Regions from separate parts of the Homo sapiens genome. Here region 1 is linked to region 2. The links are chromatin contacts, found by Hi-C or POLR2A ChIA-PET in ENCODE. All regions are on one chromosome and are shown on one strand. Each heading gives the region's core, a stretch centred on a gene start or an enhancer-like site at or near the end of the contact. The rest is flanking DNA. Distances are from core to core; before and after follow the strand shown. Region 1 holds the start of ADGRL1 (adhesion G protein-coupled receptor L1). Region 2 holds the start of MISP3 (MISP family member 3).

Evidence for each region. A loop is a pair of places that touch in the nucleus more often than their neighbours do. ChIA-PET counts read pairs that join two places held with the same protein, here RNA polymerase II (POLR2A). Pooled maps may share reads with other maps.
Region 1: a loop to region 2 is called in a pooled map, with 3 times the contacts of the local background. The contact joins the promoter of ADGRL1 here to the promoter of MISP3 in region 2. A Hi-C loop is called at or near these places in 1 of 168 maps with a recorded cell type or tissue (naive thymus-derived CD4-positive, alpha-beta T cell) and 9 of 50 pooled maps. POLR2A ChIA-PET finds 5 or more read pairs at or near these places in 3 of 52 experiments (AG04450, activated B cell and endothelial cell of umbilical vein).

Annotation. Positions count from the first base shown.
Region 1 is chr19:14,204,641-14,207,717 of GRCh38, reverse strand. ADGRL1 (adhesion G protein-coupled receptor L1) reads left to right here and starts at 1,549. Exons shown (of 23, transcript NM_014921.5): 1 at 1,549-1,733. RefSeq lists silencers at 756-855, 876-935.
Region 2 is chr19:14,071,388-14,074,956 of GRCh38, reverse strand. MISP3 (MISP family member 3) reads right to left here and starts at 2,171. Exons shown (of 3, transcript NM_001291291.2): 1 at 1,080-2,171; 2 at 494-567; 3 at 1-251. The coding sequence starts at 1,647. The coding sequence ends at 234. It overlaps MIR1199 (microRNA 1199), which reads right to left and starts at 1,596; the gene lies at 1,478-1,596. RefSeq lists an enhancer at 495-1,015 and silencers at 1,203-1,612, 2,183-2,352.

The DNA of each region.
Region 1 (3,077 bases), core at 300-2,799, 130 kb before region 2:
TCCGCCCCTGCTGCCCGGTCAGCTCCAAGCCCCTGTCCCGGTGGCCCAGGATCTTCTGCTGAGGGTCTCATCCCGTCCCGCGCTCCAGTCCTGGCTTTGCGTGCCTCCCTCGCCTTTTATTGTAGGTCTGGTCTCCCAGGGTAGCGGCCTCATCGCATTCCCTTCGCAGCGCCCCTGGATCCAGAAACCGCTTTTACCTGTCCGCTCCGGTGCAGCCAGCGCGCCAAATCCCTTCGTACCCGAGTCCAGTCCTCCTTTTGCCCGTCCCCCTTGCACGTCGCTGCCAGGAAGATGAGGGCAGCCCAAGTCGCCTCAGCCACTAAGCATCCCCCTTCCAGAACCCCCCACCATGCGAACCCAGGTCCCGGGAGTTCCGGGCCGGGTCTTGCTTGTTTCCACTGCGTTAGGCCTGACGCATTACTCCGTCTCCCGAGAAAGAATCCGGCCCGAAATTTGCGTGCCCCGGGTGCATTTGGCCATGTCGCATCTACCCCCCAACCCCCCGCTCCAACACCGTTCCTCCCATCTTTATCTAATCCAACTCGGGTTTTGCACAACCCTTCCAGATCTCCCCATTTGCGCCCTCCTTCCCCGGGCTCGGCGCCTTTCCTTATACTTCACTGGAAAATCCGCTCCGGGTCTTCCTTACGCCTGTCTCCCTTCCCCCACTCCCCGCTCCAACGCGGGGCTCCAGCACGTCGCTTTCCCTCTCCCTGCTTTTCCAGGGAGGAGGCGAGAGGAGGCGAAAGGAAGGAAAGTCCAGCCCGGGTTTTCGGGCCGGCTCCTGGGGCGCTCAAGCGGGTTGCGGCGGCCAGTCCCGGGCGGCGACTCCGGGCCGGGTTTTGCGCGCGCCCACCGCCCCCCTCCCGGAGCGGGTGCGCCGGGGAGCGGGGCGAGCAGGCGGCTTGTCATTGCTGGTGCCCGGCGCCGGCTCGGTCCGCGCGTCCTGCGGTGCCCACGGGCCCGGCCCGGCGCCCCCCCTCCGGCCGCACCGGGGGCGCGACGCCGCGGCACCCGCCTCCAGCCGCGCCGCCCCCCTCCGCCAGCTCCGCGCCGCCCGCCCCCAACCCGAGCTCCCCGCGGCCACTGCGGGGAGCCCGAGCCGTCGGCGCGGGAGCTGTCGGCGCTGCGGTGCCCCCGCCCCGCCGTCTGCCGAGGAGGCCCCGGCTGATGGGGCCGCGCGGGCCCCGGAGCGGCGCCGCCGGGCGGCGGGGGCCTGCAGGGGCGCCCCGGCTGCCCCGTTAACCCCTCGTCCACCGCCGGCGTCGGAGGGGGCTGGGAAGTCGCCTGGGCGCACACGTGCCGCCTCCGTCGGGGCCGCGGAGCTGCGGGGGAGATGCGGGCCGCTGCCGGCGCCGCCTCGGGGCGCTCCGCCTCGCCCCAGCCCCCGGCGCTCTGACGCCGCCCCCGCCCCACCGCCTCCCTCCCCGGGAGGGGCGCAGACCCGATCGCCCCCAGTCCCGAGCCTCCGCCGCCGCGAGGGGGCCGCCTTTGGATCCGTGTAATCCGCCTCTTTTTTTTCTTTTCTTTTCTTTTTTTTTTTTTTTCCTAATTTTTGGTCGGCGGCGGTGCTGGGCCAGGGGAAGGAAGGGACACGGAGGCCGCCCTCGTCCCGCCACCTCCTACCCGCTTCCCCCCAGCCCCGGCTCCGGGAGATGTGCCGGGCGGGGGGCCCGGGTTCGCCGAGCCGCAGGAGAGACACGCTGGGCCGACCCCAGAGAGGCGCTGGACAGGTGAGTGTCTGCGGGCCCAGGGCGAGGGGCGAAGCCGCACCTGGGCCAGGTGTGCGGGGCGCGTGGAAGAGGGGAGGCGGGAAGGATGGGAGGCCGGGGCCTGTCCTGGCCGCGAGGGGGGAGGGGACACGGGAGCCGCGCGGGGCACCGCACCTGAGCGGGAGGGGCGTCGGGGGCAGCCCGCACCTCACCCCCACTGGCGAGGGGCCTGGGAGGGGCGGCCCCCACGGAGCGCCCGGGGCGCGGGGGTGCGGACGGGCTACCGCAGGGTGCCTGGCGGGGGGAGGGGACCGCGAGTGTGCCCGCGCGTGGCTGCGTGTGCCCGCGCGCGCGCCAGCCTTTGTGGGGAAGCGGCGCGGCGGTGCCTGCGTGTCCCCGGTGCGTGTGCGCGCGGGTGCTTGGCGCCCTGTTTGTGTAGGTGTCTGGGTGTGAGCGGAGGGGGTGCGTGTGCGCGCCGCGCGCCGGCCCCGCGCCCCAGAGGAGCCGTGTCGGGGGCTGGCACCACAGGATGCTGGGCGAGGGGGTTGTTTTTCTCTGGGAGGCAGTGGCGCGGGGGATGGGGAGGGGTCCGTCTGGGTGTCCAGCCGGCCGCAGTCCGGGGGGCGCCGCTGTCAGGAGGAGGGGGTGCAGCCGGGCAGCACCTTCTCTCCGTGGTGCCGGGTTAAAGCACGGGAGGCCGGCAGGTTTGATCCACTCGGATTATTCGTGCTTTGAGGACAGCTCCCCACCCCCACCCCAGGTGCGCATTGGATTGAGCTGCGAGGGTTTGGTTGTCATCCTCCCATCTGACGGTCCTGGGACCCGAGTCCAGGCCTGAAGTGGTGGGGTGGGGGGATGCTGTGTTTGCTCCAGCCGTGTCCAGAAAATGCCCTCCCAGGTATCTCTCCAGTGCACCCCTGGCCCCCATCTGAAGACAGCCGCTGGCTACACACACCCCTGTCTCTACACTTCCAGTCCGGGTCCTCACACTGCCCCATCCCTGGCCAACACCTCACTGTACCTGCCTGGACCCTTTCTTCCTGTTCCAACCCCCATCCACCCCCAGCCATGCCAGCTGCGTGGGTGTTTCTGTATCCCAGTTCCAGGCAGGGCCCCCCCTTCCGCCTGGCTTCCACCGGACTCAGAGCTGGGGTCTGTCTTCCCACATCCCACTTCCCAACATGTGTGCCTGGGGGCAGGAGGGGGAGGGGTTCAAAATGGCTGCCAAGATGGCTGGCTCGCGCGCTCTCTCTCTCTCTGTCTGTCTCTCTCTCTCTCTCTCTCTCTCTCTCACTCTCTCTGTCTTTCTCTATCTCTCTCTGTCTTTCTCTCTTCCCCTCTCTGCTTGCCCGGCTCCCTTATCCT
Region 2 (3,569 bases), core at 922-3,421:
AGGCAGAGAAGGGCTGGGCAGTTTCACTGGCGGAGTTGTGGGTGGTGGTCAGTTTCCCAATGGGGGACTGTAAGTTTTATAGAGGGGGCTGGTCAATTTCACAAAGGCAAGTCGATTTCATCTTCCCCAATGCAGAGAGCCGACCCTTCTCCAGGCCTAATGCTAGACGCCCCCCGCCCTGTTCCTCTGACGCGTACGTTACTTCCGGCCGGGGGTCCCAGCCTTTTCAAACCTCAAGGTTTGCGCTCCTCCTGGGGACAGAGGACCAGAAGGAAGGCCGGCCTCAGGGACCTGCGCACTGCATCCAGGCTCGGGGTGGCGGTTTGGGCCTCAAGACCACCGTCTCCTCTTCACCCCGGGGATGCGTCCCAGACTGAGTTCTGACCAGAGTGGCCCTCCAGGGAGGATGCACTTTTCCCCACCAAGCGTCCTGGCACCGGAGGGGTGGGGGGACCGACAAGCGCTAGAGGCACACGGGTAAGGGGGCTCCCACCTGCTCCAGGCCGTTCTCCGAGACCTTTCTGCGGGGGGGCCAGATCACCACCAACTTTCCGTCGCCCCTGCTCGCTGCGGGGGAAGGGGCGCTCAGCTCACCAGCTGGCGGCAGCCAGGATGAAAGGCCGGCCGCACCCCTTAAACACACACAGGCGTTCACCCTCCGCCTCCCCATGAAAGCCTCCATTCAACTCCAGGCACCCAGGAACCCGAGGGAGGAGGGAGGTGAACCCAGAATGGAGAAGCAGGAGCCCGAAAATTCAGAGGGAGGACCCAGGAGTGCCAGAACCCAGTCAGGGTTCCCTGGAACCCGACAAAAAGGAAGACATCTGGAATGCCCCCACCCCCGCGCAGCCTGGGTGGTGTGGATCAGAGAGTCCATCACTCCCGGTGGAGGGGTGGATCACAGCGAGTAATGGAGCTCCAGAAGGGGTAGGCAAGAGACAAAATTGAGAGGGGGTCTGGGAGCTTGGAGGGAGAGACCCCGAGAATCGGAGGGCCACAGGAGGGGCCACTGAAGTTGGGCAATCGGTGGGGGCGGCTGGAACCCTGGGGGTCCCGGCGTTGCTACGCCCGCGGCTTACCGGTGAGGCTCGGCGTAGGCTCCTTGAACTCCGCGGTGCCATAGACGCTGCGCCGCTGGCGCTGCAGTTCCTGCTCGCGCTCGCGCACGGCGCGCACCTCCTGCTCCAGCAGTGACGGAGTGAAAGGCGGCGGGGCGCTGCCCAGCACCCGGCACCCGCCCTGCACGGCCGAGCGCGGCCGTCCCCCAGGCTCTGGCAGCCTCTGCGGGCCCGCGCCGTCCCCCGCCCCCGCCGAGGAGCCGCTCCCCGCCGCGGCCTCGAAGAAGCGCTTGAGTTCGCCCAGCGGCTGCGGCGGCGACCGGGCGCGCGGCTCGGGGACCGCGGGGCGCGCCAGCGCCGCCTGCCGGTGGGCCTCCCGCTCGATGTCCCGCTGCATCTGCGCGCCCGCCCGCGCCCGCTCCAGGGCGCGCGGGAGCGCGGGGCCAGGACCCGGCAGGTTGAGCACCGGCCGCACGCGCAGCTCGACGAGTTCACGGCCTGCGCGGCCCGGGCTCAGGCCCCGGCTCCGGCGCAGGCTCTCCTCGCGTTCGCAGCTGCGGCGGATTTCGCGCTCGATGGGCGTCTCCATGAACCGCTCCTCCGGGGGACGCTGGGGAGCCTCGGGGCACGGCGGAAAACGCAGGTGGGGGGCTTCCGAGCCTGACCTGGAGGAGGAGGTCTTAGGGCCTGGAGGGGGATGCTGCCCCTGGACCTCCGCCCTTTGCGCTTCGGACGGCCCAGGGTCGTCTCTGCCTGGCTCAGGACTCTCAAAGCCCGCAGCTGTGGACAGCCCGGGGCTCTCTGCGTCCTGCTCGACTGATGGCTCGAGGACTTCGCTCTCTTGCTCCAGGATCTCCACGTCCTTTGCGGAGGGCTTGGGGACCTCGGTGTTCAGCTCCGCAGCAGCTCTGGGGCTTCGCTGTCTGGCCCTGGGGACTCCTGGCCCTCCTCTTCAGACGACCCCAGGGTTTCGTTCTCCGGCCGGTGGGGGCCTTCGTGTCCAGGGTTGGAAGCAGTTCGGAAGCCTCAGTTCCCAACCGGGGTTTTGATTCCCAGAGCGAGGACAGAGGGCACTGTGAGGCACCTGTGGCGGCAGTGGCGGCCGTGGGTTCCAAGGCGTCGCCCGCACCGGCGGCTTCTCTGACCCGCCTCTGGCCTCCAGGAACGGCCCCCGGGGGCAGGGCCGGGCACCGCCCCCGGCACCTGCCAGGAGGACTCCCGCCCCGCCCTGGCCCCGCCCTCGGGACAGGGGCGCCTCGGTGGGGCACTCAGTTTCATCAACTAGCGCGCCCAGTCACCTCAGGGCACGGGACTTCTTGGAAGAGGGCTTCCCTAGACCCGGCCCCGCTCTCTGGGGGGCCATTCTGGGTGCTGGGTTCTACTGAGCGCACCCTGGCACTTTTTCAGAGCCATGTCCCCGTCATCGTCCCGGAGACTGGGCCCAGCAGCGCGTCGGACTGGGGTTCTGAACCACTAGCCGCTTGGTGAGGTGTCCCCCGAAGCCGTATTTTCGGGACCCGGGCAGTCCCGCTTGGTCGTGCCAGCCGGCAGGCAGCGACTCCTCAGGCCCCTGGGCCCTCCCTCCGATCCAGCCTTGCAGCGCACAGCTCCGGCCCGAGGGGGCGCCAGGAGCCGCCTTACTGGCCGCTGGGGTCTCCCTACCAATGCTTGGGCTCAGCGAGGTTCCCAGCCGCGCACCACTGCCCCCACGCCAAGCCGAGAAGCGGCTTCCCCTCTCCTCCCGGAAAAATCCGGGAGGTGTCCGCTGCCAAGGGCACTCCCGGATTGAGGGAGGAGGGAGAGACGGACACAGTGCGCCGTGGGCGCAGCTTAGCGGTTGCAGTTGAAAGGCGGTCACCTTGGGCCCGGGCGCCTGGGGAGGCCCAGACAGGAAACAGGAGGCGTCCAGGGTAGGGGGAAAGAGCAGCTGGGGCCGGATCATGCGGTTCAAGGGCAGGATCGATGCCCTTGCGCGGGCCACCCTCCCCTAGGGACGTTTTCCACTTTCCCCCTAATGGAAGCAGACTCTTCCCAGAACCTGCCCCCAACCCCACCATTCTGGGGTGCCCAGAAGGAAAAATACAGTTACCGGCCGGGCATGGAGGCTCATGCCCGTGATGCCAGCACTTTGAGAGGCCGAGGCGGGAGGATCACCTGAGGTCAGCAGTTCGAAACCAGCCTGGCCAGCATGGCCAAACCCCGTCTCTACTAAAAATACAAAAAAAAAATTAGCCAGGCCTGGTGGTGGGCGCCTGTAATCCCAGCTACTCGGGAAGCTGAGGTGGGAGAATCACTTGAACCTGGGAGGTGGAGGTTACAGTGAGCCAAGATCGCGCCACTGCACTCTAGCCTAGGCAGCAAGAGCAAAACTCTGTCTCAAAATAAATAAATAAATAAATAAATAAATAAGCTGTATACTTCTGGGAAAAAGTTTTCTCTATAGCACCTTCCCCACTGCATCATCTCCTGGTCCTTCCTCCAGCCATGCCAACTGGGCTGGGTTCTTGGCCC